2 separate regions of the Mus musculus genome follow, and region 2 is linked to region 1. A link is a contact called in ENCODE Hi-C or POLR2A ChIA-PET data. All regions are on one chromosome and are shown on one strand. Each heading gives the region's core, a stretch centred on a gene start or an enhancer-like site at or near the end of the contact. The rest is flanking DNA. Distances are from core to core; before and after follow the strand shown.

Region 1 (7,103 bases), core at 1,883-4,382:
GTTCCTGGCCGAGGCCTCTCCAGTAAGGCCTTTCCTGCGGCATCCAGGTCCTCAGGTCCTGACATTTCCACTCAGCTGATTCAGAGGAACAAGTCTAGGCACCAGGACTGTTCTGGTCATCTAGCTGTGCACAGAACAGGCCCTGCTACAATAAGAGGAAATGCCTACACGTAACAGACCATGCCGCACCAGACCATGCCGCGCCTCTGCACTACAAAGCTGGAAAGATATTTGAGAACATGCAATAGCTGCTATCCTCACAACCACTTCTTAGATTTTTCAACTCCAGTATCTGGAGATGCATAGACACACACACACAGACAGACACAAATATACACACACAGGTTTATAGACAGGCACAGAAAGACATACAGACACACACAGAGACATCCTTTTTTTTTTTTTTTATAAACATAGTGATCTGGTTTCAGAAAGTGGCGACTCTTTTTTTTTTTCCTTAAGATTTATTTATTATATTTGGGTACACTGTAGCTGTTTTCAAACACACTGTAGGCTGTTTTCAAACACACCAGAAGAGGGCATAGGATCCCATTACAGAGGGTTGTGAGTCACGGTGTGGTTGCTGGGATTTGAACTCAGGACCTTCGGAAGGGCAGTCAGTGCTCTTAACTGCTGAGTCATCTCTCCAGCCCCATAAACAGACACATACACACACAGAGGCACAGACAGACACACAGAGAGAGATACACAAATACACACACAGACTCATACACACAGGCCACATCTTTTATCTAAAATCTTCACAAAGGGAATAATGTGTTTCATAAAACATTTAAAATGCTTTAGGCAACAGAACTCTCTTGAAACCTCCCTCCCCCAAGTGTTTAACAGACAAATGTAATTGGAAATGTTTGGAACATGAGCACCCACACTCTTTAATTTGGAATTATGCAAAATGTGATCATTATCCACTCCAAGCTGAAGCAATGCTGTGCAGCTGGAAGAGCAAGCCTGTGAACTATCAGGTGTGAGTTCAAGTCCTGCTCATCTGGGCCAGGGTAACCCTTACGGTCTGACCCTGGAAGGTCTGTTTAGAGGAAGTGGCCTTGCATGTTTTACATTTGAGAAGCTATTTAGCTGCGCTGTTTGACAAGATTTTTGAGAGGGATGAAAATTAATTATACTTGCAGTATTGCAATGCTGATTTGGTCAACTAATTAGATTCTATGAAAAAACAGGCAAGAAGAATTGGTTCCGCTGGGCCTTCTGTGATGTGGCAGCCCCTCATTCCAAGACTAATGAGATTGCTTCTTGGTGTTTTGTTTTATTTTGTTTTGTTTGGCCAAACCTTAAATATCTGGAATTCTACAATTGAGCTAATTTAAGGCTTCGTGTGAAATAAGACATCATGTCTGGGGACACAGCTCCGTTCCTCCACAGACTTGAACTGGGTTCTAGCTCTCCTTCAAAAATTATTAGAGGCCTCCCCTGACTTGTTTGGCCTTGTTTTAACTTGGGGCACCAGTGAGACATGGGTAAGTTTAGGCAGGACATTTGGCAAGCTTAATACCACCACTCACTAAGGAGCCCGTGTCCCTGGAAGAGGCACCGTGAACCTCCAGGGAAGGGCAAACGTTTGTGTGAAGTGACCGGTCTAATCTCAAAGCTTTCACACAAGCAGTTCTGTATGTGGGAACTGCCTGATGCTTTCTGAGACAAGGATCTAACTTCAGAGCAGCAGCGAGCACCCAGAGTTAAAAATCTTCTTCTAGGCAGAGTCCGCTCATTGCTTTATCATCTTAAAGAGTCTCTCCAAGGTCTAATTCAAGGTCATTTCTGCCTCATGCTAGCAATAACAGACATCCGGCTCATCCACAGCCTGATCAAGTTCCATTCAGTGGGAAGCTCTGGGACAATTTTCTCCTTCTCTGTCTTACTTAAGTCCAACCACCCGTGTATATGTAACAAAGATCTTGCAGGGTCATGTCACACTCCCACAAACAGGGAACATCAAAGTGGGCCCTTATAGCACAGCATGGAGTATGTCCTGTGCTCTTTACCTAAATTCTACCTGATTGGTACAATAGGTAGATCCATCTGAGAGACCGCATTTATCTTGTTACAGTCCAGGACGTCTGGCTACACTTGCCAGCTGAGATCTTGCTCAGACTGCAGCCTGAGGGAAGGTGCCTTTCTAAAATTCATACTATTGTCAAGGGAGACCCTAGGTTATCCTTGACCCTCACCTTCCCCAGATGTGCCTTTAAGGAAAAGGCTGTGCCCATGAGTTCTCTATTCATCGAGAATAAACAAAGGGGGAGGGATTCCATAAAGAATAGGCAGTAAAGAGGTCACCCTTCTGCCTAGGAAACCCTGGCTCCACCCCCCTCTCTGGACACAGCTGCAAAGGGTAGAAAATCAATTTTTTCCCATTACTTCACAGTGAAGAGTAAAAACCTATTTGTAAATTGAATTAAACCCAATAAAAACACGTCTGCGTATTTGTTGAAGACTAGAAAAATTAGCCACAGACACACAGCTAAGAACGCAGCCATGAAACTAGAAATCAGTATGTCCTATTTCAAACTTTGTCGAGACAGTTCCCGCCCCCCGCCTTTTTTTCAAGAAATACCCATAGCTAAATGTCACCAAGATTCTTCAGCATGCCGTCATATCAGAGCCTCAGTGAGACTCTGGGAGAGAAGGGACACCAGTCTTTGTTTAGGCAGATGGCTGCTTCGGAATTTGTACCGAGTAAGTCAGTAAGTAATGGATATGAGCTGGACCCCGCCTGACAGAGCCTGATTTCTTCCCAAGTGGCAATCTGGGGTGCTCAATGTGGACTTCATTCCCTGTCCCTGTGCAAGCGAGGTCTTGCTTATAAAAACCCTACCCCGGCCACGCAGTCTGTGCATCCCGAAACCTCGTTAGCAGTCTGCCCTCTAGTGGAGCAAGGAAGGACTTCAGTAGCTAGGGCTCCAAAACATCCTTTCCCTTTTCTCTTCGAGAGCGGAAAACAAAAACAAAAACAAACAAACGGACAAAAAAACAGCAACAAAAATTCAAGTTTTCCAGATAGTGCAAGGCGAGGTGGTCATCAGAAGACAACTTCCAGGGCTGAGTCCAGGGAAACTCATGCTGATCGGTCCCAAGAACAGGGAGCAGTTGCCACCGCCACTGGGGGCGTCCCCACAGCCCCTGCAGGGACTTTGTGAGCCCCCTCCAGGGCTCTCCTTGTGTGACAGCATTCAGTTATCCACTCTGTCGCGGCACAAATAGCACCCGTAAAGAGTGACCAGCACGTCAGGAACACTGTAATAGCCTTTTTGTGATTTTTCTGACAAGTCTAGCACACGGTTGAGTGTCTGAAAGGGGCCACTAGGAATATTAGAAAAGGCAAGGATGCACACGTTCTATAAGAAGACACAGTCGTTGTGGCTGCGACGTTTAAGAGGACAGTCTACTCATGATGTTGGCCGGATGCTGGTCTGGCAGAAGTAACCTGGAGATGTGGGGCTTTGTTTCCAACTCTTTAGAATTTAGCTTGCTTTAGCTTGTCAATGTGATAGCAGAGTTTCAGTGCGGGTCCCAGCTTCAGTCCCAGGTACTTCATGATCATGTCGCTCCTCAGCAACAACAAGGCATTGCCATCAATCTCCTGGAGAGAAGGGAAAGCCAAAGGACAGTCAGAGCAGCCAAACGGTAGTTATGGCCCCGTGGGTGCCCCGCGGGTGCTCCAGGGGCACTTTAAGGACAGGTGAGTAGATTAGAGCGCGCATACTACTTGTTCTGGGAAAGCTCTTGGAAACAAAGCAAGCAACTACGAGGCCCTCGTCTTCCCAGCCCCTCCGGAAACTCAGTTGCTACCTTGCACCTTTCAGATTCCTGCCCTTGTTTGATTGAAGCAGACAGTTTCGCCTGCATTCCTACTATCTCATGTATATGTCATCTATCCAGGTAAAGACAGAGAGAGCCACAGACAGGTCAGCCTGAGGAGGACCAGGGTCGATGATCCTGGCTTTAAAGAGGGTCGTGAAGCTGAGAAAGGCAGGCAAGCAGATTGTCCCTAGAACACCTAGACACGAATTTATCCCTGCCAACGCCTGAGATCCAGGCAGGCTCCAGACCCACAGAAATAGAGATAAGAGATGTCTCTTGTCTAAAGACCCTGGATTTGTAGCAATTCGTTATACTACCAATCCAGAATTAATATCGTAAGCTGGGCAGGTAACAGTAATTCTTACCGTTTGCCCCACTTACTATCTTTGTATATTTCAAAAGCGCCTACGTGATTATAACATTGATGTGAAGGCTCTGTATATGAGTGAGGCCTCATGTAACGTATTAATGTGCATTTTCTCATTTAACCCTCTAAGCCAGTGGTTTCGAACTTGTGGGTCTCGACCCCTTTGTGGTCGATTGATCCTTTCTCAGGGGTCACCATCGGAAAACACAGATATTTACATCATGATTCATAACAGTAGCAATATTAGTTATAAAGTAGCAACAAAAATAATTTTATAATTGGGGGTTACCACAACATGAGGGACTGTATTAAGCGGTTGTAGCATTAGGAAGATTGAAAGCCACTGGTCTAAGCAGTAAGAGCACAGGATCACAGTTTGCCTGGCATATTGCAGGGTTCTATAGATGACTGTTGAATGCACAGGTGGGTGGGTGGGTGGATGGATGGATGGGTAGATGGGTGGGTGAGTAGATGGATGGACAGATGGATGATTGATGAACAGGTGGACAGATACATGGATAAGGACAGATGAGAGATGGGTGGATTGGTGGGTAAATGGATGGTTGGATGGATGGATAGATGGATGCATGCATGCATGGATGCATGGATTGGACAGATGGATGAGTTAATGAGTGGATAATGGATGGATGGATGGAGAGATGGATGGATGGACAGACTGGTAGGTGAATGGGTGGATAGATGATGCATGGGTGGGTGAATGGACAGATAGATGGATGATGGATGAATGGATTAGCAAAAAATCAGGCAAAGCCCAAGAGAGAGAACAGAAGAGAAACATATTCCTTAAAAACACAAATCTGTCAGTGGCTCTCCTCTGCCAGGCCTATGGTTGCCTCTGTCTCTCCCATCTCTGACTCACTTAAGGGCACTGCTAGAGCTTAGTCTAGAGTGACAGCGTCTGGAGGATCCCGATCTCCTCCCTCGGTCCATGCCTCTCTTTCCCTGGCCCGCCCTTCAGACCCATTACTTTCATACGTGCTTTCTGAAGAGCTCCACATGAGGTCCCAGAGCCTCGGGATCAGCATCTTTCACAAACCGGACCACGTCCTCCACGGTCCAGGTAGAAGGGTTTCTGCTGCTTGGTCGCCTGGTATCCTGCACCTCCGGAGAGGGGCTCGGGGCTGGAGGGAGTGAGCAGAGGAGGGGGACCATGAGCCAGTGAAACTCAGTGCCCGTCTGGTGCTGCCTACTGGGTCACCCCCAAGCCCTTAGCTTTCCCAGATGGAGTCCTTAGTGCTCTGAAGTCCACCGCATGTGTCCCTGAGACAGGTAGATGCTTTGAGTGGCTGGTCAGTGAGGCGCAAAGGGCAACAGCCTCTCTGTGCTCTGCTGCCCATGGAAGAAGGCTTGGGAGAGCTCTCATCCTTGACAAACTGAAATTCTGGTTCAAAATTCTAGCTAACGTTCGGTTCCGTTTCGTGTTTGTGGACCAGGGTCTGCTATAGACAGCTATTGGTGCCTGGGGCTGGTGAGCTGAGTGGTAAGCAAAATGGGCCTCTGTAGCCTGTGGGGCCAAGCAATACTGGGCCCTCCCTATGTCCTCTGGAGATGGCAATGTGGCAGAACAGAGGTGGGTCTTCACTTTTGGACTTTGCACAATGGCTAATCTTTCATTTATACCTCCAGCAGCACCAGGGTGGGGTGGGGTGGGGTGGGGTGGGGTTTGTTCATGTCTGGTCTGTCTGTACCTGCTATTAGAAGAAGAAGGTGTTACTTCACTACCTGTCCCTTGTCCTCAGCCCTTGGTTCATAGGAGTCCTTAGGGGGTTGTCTTTCCTGTTTGCCCTCCCTCCACCCCCCCCCACCCCCGCCATGCTTGCCGACTCTTTGGTAAAGGCATACCACTAATGGTATAGCTAATTTGTACTGTCAGTGTGACTAGACTTAGAATCACCCAGGAGACACACCTCAGGGATGACCCAGCCTGAATGTGGGCAGTGCCACCGCAGAGGATGGGGTCTCAGACTGGATGAGGTACTGGGGGAGAAGGTTAGTGTGCTGGCTAGTGTTATGTGAATTCAGTCAATGCTAGAATCATTCTGAAAGAAGGAACCTCAACTGAGATAATGAGCCCACCCAACTGGCCTGTGGGCAAGCCTGTGCTACATTGTCTTGACTGATGGTTGGTGTGGGAGGGCCCATCCAGCTCACTGTGGGCACTGCAACCCCCGGGCTGATAGTTGTGGGTGCTAAAAGAAAGCATTAGGCTGAAACATTAGGCTGACCTCAGGGAATCCCTCAGAAGAAGGGAAGGAAGGATTGTAGGAACCAGAGAGGTCAAGGAACAAGAACACAACTCACCCAATCAACTAAGCAGGCAGGGCTCATGGGGACTCACAGAGACTGAAGCAATAATCAGGGAGCTTGCATGGATCTGGGCTAGTTATGATATGTGTTATGGTTGCTTGGTGTTCTTGTGGGAGTCAGGGTTTCTCTGACTCTCTTGCCTGCTTTTGGGACCCTTTTCTTCCTACTGAGTTGCTCCATCTAGCCTTGATATAAGGACTTGTGCCTATTCTTATTGTAACTTGTTATGCCCTGTTCGGCTGATATCACTGGGAGGCTGCTCTCTTCTGAAGAGAAACAGAGGGGCAGTGGATTTGGGGGAGAGGGGAGGTGTAGAAGAGGGACTGGGAGGAGAGGAGGGAGGGAAATAGCAGTCAGGATGTATTATGTGAGAGGAAAAAAGAAAATGAAAGAGAGAGAAAGAAAGGGGAAGGAAGGAAAGAAAACAGGGAGGGAGGGAGGAAGGAAGGAAGGAAGGAAGGAAGGAAGGAAGGAAAGAAGGAAAGAAGGAAAGAAGGAAAGAAGGAAAGAAGGAAAGAAGGAAAGAAGAAAAGAAGGAAAGAAGGAAAGAAGGAAAGAAGGAAAAAGA
Region 2 (7,103 bases), core at 3,003-5,502, 580 kb before region 1:
AACAGCAGAAACAACATATGAGAAAGTTTCCTTATAATATCAGTAACAGTGCAAAATGGCAGGCTAGCTAGGTAACAGTTACCTAGGCCTTAACAGTCCATCCAGGCCTTACTAGTTTACCTAGGCCTTAACACTGGACATACAAAGAATCCTGTCCTTATATCACATCCCTCTGTGGGGCTGGTACCTGCCATATTTCTTGCAGAAAGCCCAGTGGGTCTTAAGAATAGTCATCATGTTCAAGAGATTTTTTTTTTAAGATTTATTTATTTTTATTTATTTGAGTGCACTGTAGTTGTCTTCAGACACACCAGAAGAGGGCATCAGATGGTTGTGAGCCACCATGTGGTTGCTAGGAATTGAACTTAAGACCTCTGGAAAAGAGATCAGTGCTCTTAACCACTGAGCCATCTCTCCAGTCCCTAAGAATTTGTTTTAAAACTATGTGTATAGCCGGGCGGTGGTGGTGCACACCTTTAATCCCAGCACTTGGGAGGCTGAGGCAAGTGGATCTCTGTGAGTTCAAAGCCAGCCTGTTCTACAGAGATAGTTCTAGGACAGCCAGGGCTACCTAGAGAAACCCTGTCCAGGAAAAACAAAACAAACAAACTAGAACAAAACTATGTAAATATGTATGTATGTATGTATGTATGTAGGGGTGCAGATGAGCACAGGGCCCTCGGAGGCCAATTGGATCCCTTAGAGCTAGAGTTACATTTGGGAGTTGCCTTATATGTGTAGCATTTAATTTCAGTCCTCTGCAAGCATGGCATATGGTCTGAAATGCTGAGCCATATGTGGAGTCTCTATTTATTTATTTTTAGAAGCAAGTCTCATTCCAGGCTGCCTAGAACTCTCTTTTTACTTGAGGATAGATAGCCTTGAACTGACTCTCCTGCTTCTCCTTCCCAAAATCTAGGATTACAGCTCTGAGGTCGACAGCACAACACCCTAGGGCAGCAGCTGAAGTCCTGAGTGGATGTGCATTGTTGGCATGAGCGTGGGCGACCAAGGACCTCACACCTCAGACCCATGGGGATGGCAACGCCTTCTCTCCATCCAAGTACAGATGCTGACAAATGGCAGACCTTTAGCTAAAGCCGGTGTGGGCAGAAACAATCAGCTGCAGCTTTTACAACCTGGATGCTGACATTTATTCTGTACCTGCCAACCGCAGCTTCCTCCTCATAGATGACTGCTCCCCTGCAGGCCACCCAACCTGCCTCCTCCTCTTTCCATGTTTCCAGTCTCCTCCAACAGAGCACACACTCCCAGCCTTTAGGCTTGCAGCTCTCGGCAATATCTAGCTCATGTAGGACTGGGGTTCAAATCAGAGTCTTGTACATGCTAGGCACTCTACCAACTGAACCACACTGTCTGATCCTGTTTTGCTTTTAGAGACAGGGTTTTTGTAGTCCAGGCTGGCTCACTCTGTAGCCTAAGCTAGCCCCAAACTCCCAGAGGCTCAACTGCCTCACCTCCCAAGTGATCTAGAATTATAGGCATGAGTGAGTCACCATGTCCAGCTTTATTTTTAATTTATTTGCTATTTATTTATTTTTACAGTAACTCCAGAGCACACATACGCTGTGCAAGTACTCTACCACTGAGCTACACCTCCAGGCCTTTTTTTTTTTTTTTTGGATTTTTTGAGACAGGATTTCTCTGTATAGTCCTGGCTGTCCTGGAACTCACTCTGTAGACCAGGCTGGCCTCAAACTCAGAAATCCGCCTGCCTCTGCCTCCCGCTTTTTCTTTTTAATGTATATTTTAAATAAAAGCCAAGTGTGATTGCACTGGCCTACAGTAGAACTCAAGAGCTGGAGGCAGGAAAACAAGAAGTCCAAGCGTATCCTTAGCTACAGAGCAAGTTCAAGGTCAGTCAAGCTATATGAGATAATATTTGAATAGACATAAAATAAATATTTTTTAGATTTATTTATTTATATTATGTATCTGAGTACACTGTCACTCTCTTCAGACAAACCAGAGGAGGGCATTAATCCCATTACAGGTGGTTGTGAGCCACCAAGTGGTTGCTAGGAATTGAACTCAGGACCTCTGGAAGAGCAGTCAGTGCTCTTAACTGCTGAACCATCTCTCCTGCCCAAATAAATATTTTTTAAATTACACATATAAAGGCCTTTGTATTAACTATTTTTTCTTTTCTACAGAATTACTAATTATTATGAACAAGTGTTTTTTCTACAATACCTGAAGAATTAATAAAGAAAATAAATGTGTATTCAAATATTAATTTTGCTTGTGTGTGTGTGTGTGCCTGATGCTCTCACATGTCAAAAGAGGGATTGGTCTCTGGAACTGGAGCTACAGATAGTATAAGCCACCATATGTGTGCTGGGAATCAAATCCACATCCTCTGGAAGAGCAACCAGTGCTCTTAACCACTGAGCCATCTCTCCTGGTCCTCTGTATGTCATCTTAAAAAGATTTCACCCTGTGAGATGGCTCAGTGGGTAAACGCACTTGCTACCAGACCTGGCAATGCAATTTTGATCCCTGGGCCCCACATAGTAGACAGACTCCGGCAAGCTGTCCTCTGACCTACACACCCACAGACACCCACAGAAATAACATTTTTTGTTTGGTTGGTTTGGTTGTTTGGTTTTTTTGTTTTGTTTTGTTTTGTTTTGTTTTTTGAGACAGTGTTTCTCTGTGAAAGGAGCCCTAGCTGTTCTAGACTTGCTTTTTAGACCTGGCTGGTCTCAAACCCACAGAGATCTGCCTGCCTCTGCCTCACAAATGCTAAAACTAAAGACATGGGCTACCATACCCTGCAATCTTTTTAATTTTTTTAAAAAATTTTTTCCCAAGGGGTGGTGAACTGGCTCAAAGGATAAAGGCTTTCGCTGCCAAGACTAAAAGACCTGAGTTCCCTAGGTCAAACATGATGGCAGGTGTTGACCTACAAGTAAATGCAACTGTGTATCCCTCCTGATCTCACAATGTCAACCGTGTAGATGTATCATTTCAGCATTTGAAACAATTTGTAGTTGTGCATTCCTCTTATACAAACACAATCAAGAAACTATTGTGCCAACTTAGGAGAAAGGAGCATCAATGAAAAGGCGGGGAACAGAGCTCACAGACTTGGAAGGGAAACGTCTGAAAAAGAAGAAAATCAGGAAGGCTACTTCTCGTTTAATACAGCATATATCCCAACAAACGTTAACGCAAACATATCTAAACCTGGGCTCCAGAGGGAAGGGCACTGGCTGCTCTTCCAGATGAGCCAGATTCCATTCCCAGCATCTGCATGGTGGTTAGCAACCATCTGTAACTCCAGTCCCAGGAGATGCAATGCCCTCTTCTGGCCTCCTTCAGCATAGAGGCACATGGTACATGCAGGCAAAGACACTCATACACGTAAAAGTATTTACGTTTTAAAAACAAACAAACAAAACAAAACAAAACAAAAAAACAACTTTTGTGAAACTGACTGTACTCTAGTGTCTGGGCTATATTCCATCTGACTCCCAAGGTTTGTTTTCACTGGTTCCACTAAACCGTGTTTTCCTAGACTCTAACCCCTGTCCAATCACTTCTGGCATGGCAAGAAAACTGAACGAAAACGGTGTGACTTAGTTTTTTTTGGGGGGTGGGGGGTCAGGGGTTGATATATTGAGACAGGGTTTCATGTAACCCAAGCTGGTCTCAAGCTTGTTATGTAGCCAAAGACAGGTCAAGTGACTTACTTGATCTTTCTGCCTCCACTCCCCCAATGATAGGATCACACCCAATGTGAGGTATTTTATTTATTCCCATTTATATTTATTTCTTTGTAGCTCAGCCTGGCCTCGAACTTCCTAGTCATGTACCCAAGGAAAACCTTGAACCCCCATTCTTCCTACCTCGGTCTCTCCAGTGTTGGGATTACAGCGATACACCTACACACGGACGGGTTAGAAGTAAACTCTTATATTCTGTGATGTTAAGACAGTTTTCTGGAGACAACATCTATAACTCACTAAGAAGTTCAGGGCTTTGGCTATTCGAGAGAAAGAACTTTTGCTTCCAAACCAAATTCTTCTGGAACTGGCTGCCAAGCTCAGCGGGCCTGGGATGGGCCTCCCACGTCCCCTCTCCCCCCCCCCCCCCCCCCCACCTCACTTCCCCACACCCCGACCTCAACAGCGTGGTCCTCCAAGGCGCCGCGTCCAGCAGGGGACGCTGTGAGGCCACCACCGTGCTCAGATGCGCCTAGGGGTCCACTCTCTGCGTAGGCTGGGGCGGAAGAGGCGGGGCAGGTGCGGAGGTGGCTCCCGCCTGCGGTCGGCGCGGTCCGGGGAGGGACCAGCGGACTGCGCAGGTGAGTGCGCCCCTACTGGCCCGCCGGCTCAGCCCCTCGCCGGGCGCTTCGCCCTCGGCTGGCTTCTGCCCTGCGGCGCTCCGGCCGTGTCTGCGAACCCTTCCCGTTCCGCAGAGTTGGGGTTGCCTAGGGACGCCTCTCGAACCCCGGGACCGTGGGAATTAAGCTGGCCCAGGCTGTGCGTCCCCGGACTTGGGTGCAGCAAGCTGCAGACACACTGACTCGGGGCTGGGCGGCGTGGGAGTGTCCAGTTTCCTTTGACCTTGGGGGACCTGGGGAAGGTTCGGGATGGGAGGGCTCCAGGGGAACTCGATCTTGTGTAGAAGTCCGCTTCCGACGTCCGCAGAAGGGAAGGGTTTCGTAGCTGTAGACCCAACCAACTGGAGGCCAGGCCCGGGTCTTACAGAGCGGTGACACGCTAAGGAACGTGGATCCACTCCCAGCGTAGTGCAGGTCAAGGACAGCTTTGCCTGTGTATCCTAAACACTGCTCTTCTGCCAGTCTTAGCCTTCGTTATAGAGTCTATAGCTTTATAGAAATCTCACCCGAAACGAACCTTACGGGCTTTCTTTCCTAGTCATCTCTAATGCAAACTGCCGTCAAGGAGATTTTTTCATATGGACTCCTGCCGGGTTACTTTCCTACTAAAACTCTCTGTATCTCTCGTGCCGTCTGGGTGACCTCCAGACTTAGGTCTATAAGACTTTTTTAAGGCGGCCTCGTTGTGACTGGCTTCTTACTTTTATAGTGAACGATGTCCTTGAACACGTGAGCTCCTGCCTCTTTCCCAGATGCTTGAATTATAGGCTTGCAACAGCGTTCCTAGCTTCTGCAAGTTTTTAATTACCAGGCACTATTTCTGTGCACGTGAGATAAATAAAACAGGGATGAAGAAGAAGTCTAGTCTTGTGGAGTGTATGCACATGCAGACAGCATCTGGTAAATTACACAGCAGCCTGTGATTAGCTCTGGGGGTGGGGTAAGTGTGGTAAAGGGGACCGATTGGCAAGGTGGAGTTGCGTTGGAATAGTTGGAATGGAATGGGTAGGCCCCGCTGAGGGGATGTGTTTGAGTCTAGACTTGAAGGTGAGTTTCCTTGCAGATACCTAAGTGAGAGTGTTCTAGGCCTGTCTGGAACAAAGGTCCCTAGTTTGTCCAGAATGTGTCCCCCTAGTTTCATGTGTTAGGAATTTGGTGCAGTACCTTTAGGAAGAGCAGGGCCATGAAGGTTCTTTCTGAAGAATGGACAGTCGGTATTAGTGGGTATTAAGGGAGTACGTGGCTTTGTTATGAAAACAAGCTCTCTCTGGCATGCTTACACCATCCTTATCTTCCACCTTGTGATGCAGCAAGAAGTCCTTTCACCAAATGGCAGCTTCTAAAGGGCAGAAGGGAAGGGGAGTTTGTTTAAGGGGAGAAGAGGGTTAGAGGCAGTTGACTTGAATTTCCCAGACTCTAGAGGCATGAGTAAAAAAAAATCTCTATCCTTTATAATCACCCCAGCTCTAAATCAGTTGTAGCCATGGAAAACACTCTTTAAGGATAGCTGCTTGTGTGTAAGGACCATGAAGACTAGTGTCAGTGCGGCAGGGGCTGAAGCTGACCAAGTAAGACAGACACGGTTGTCACTGTTCAGGTTTTGTTTAGTTTGGGTTTTGTGTGTGAGGGTGTGGTGTAGCTGTCTCATTTAGGGCTGAGCACGTAAGTCCCCGTACTTTAATCAGTTTATACTTTAACTGATGCCCACTGCAAAGAGAAGCTTTTTAAAGCTAACTTCTGGGTGTATATGTAGAAGGCACTTTGACACCATATTTGTGTAGCAAACCAACAACAGGTTCCCCAGGATCTTCCCAGCCATGGACTTTTGGACCGGGTTTACAGTAGCACCTTTCTTAATTCTGTGAAACAGGCTCTCATTGAGTTAACCAGGCTGGCCTCGGCCACACTCTGGCCTAAGCAGCCATTGATCCGTCACATCACCCTGCCCCACCAGGCCCAGGAGTGTTTTTTTCTTTTGAATGCTTTGGGGGAGCTGCTTTTATAGTCTTGCCTGGTAGTTCATGCTGGCCTGAACTTTTACCATGCCAAACCTGAAGTCGTATTCACTCCCTGAAACCCATGCCAGAAAGCCAGATGTGTTGCCAAGATGAGAGAGAGACGACTTATATACACCATGTATACAAACAACAGTAATTAACATGAATAATCCAGGAAGCCGGGCGTGGTGGTGCACACCTTTAATCCCAGTACTCGGGAGGCAGGCGGATTTCTGAGTTCGAGGCCAGCCTGGTCTTCAGAGTGAGTTCCAGGACAGCCATGGTTATACAGAGAAACCCTGTCTCGAAAAAAGAAGAAGAAAACTGTCCAGGAGTGGACACCTGTAGTCTCCAGTCACCAGCACTTTGGAGGCAGAAGAGTTTCAAGGCAGCCTAGAGAATTTGAGCTACCTGAGACCCTGTCTCAAAGCAAGGCAGTGGAAAGTCATGAGAAGCGGGACATGGTGTGACGTGCTTGTAATCCCAAAGTGTGGGAGCCCCGGGGAGGCTGTGAACTGAAGGACAACAGGGCTATATAACAAGACCTTGCCTTGAAAAGAAAGAAAGGAAAGCCACTAGCTTCTGTTTTGAGTCACCAGGCAGATGCTGTTACATTAACTAAAATGAAGAAGGTTCCAGGTTCAGCAGGTCTGATATCACGTGTTTGGTTCTGGGTTTGGTCATGTCAGACACTTAGTTAGACATTGTGTCTGTGGGCCTCAGCATATAGCCATACC

Evidence for each region. Hi-C counts contacts between places; a loop is a spot of excess contacts on that map. ChIA-PET counts read pairs that join two places held with the same protein, here RNA polymerase II (POLR2A).
Region 2: a map of heart shows a loop between it and region 1 (4-fold over the local background). The contact joins the promoter of Mtres1 here to the enhancer-like site in region 1. A Hi-C loop is called at or near these places in 1 of 37 maps with a recorded cell type or tissue (heart). POLR2A ChIA-PET finds 5 or more read pairs at or near these places in 1 of 5 experiments (Patski).

Annotation. Positions count from the first base shown.
Region 1 is chr10:42,954,135-42,961,237 of GRCm38, reverse strand. Scml4 (Scm polycomb group protein like 4) reads right to left here. Exons shown (of 9, transcript NM_172938.3): 8 at 5,204-5,349; 9 at 456-3,619. The coding sequence ends at 3,494. Among named protein-coding and RNA genes, the nearest start is that of Gm5079, 33 kb to the left of the region's middle. Within about 2 kb of position 3,132, at least 2 of the 3 ENCODE cell types and tissues checked have a DNase peak (open chromatin) inside an H3K27ac peak, as active enhancers do; they include heart, where a contact is called at or near this core.
Region 2 is chr10:43,538,167-43,545,269 of GRCm38, reverse strand. Mtres1 (mitochondrial transcription rescue factor 1) reads left to right here and starts at 4,252. Exons shown (of 4, transcript NM_026411.2): 1 at 4,252-4,330.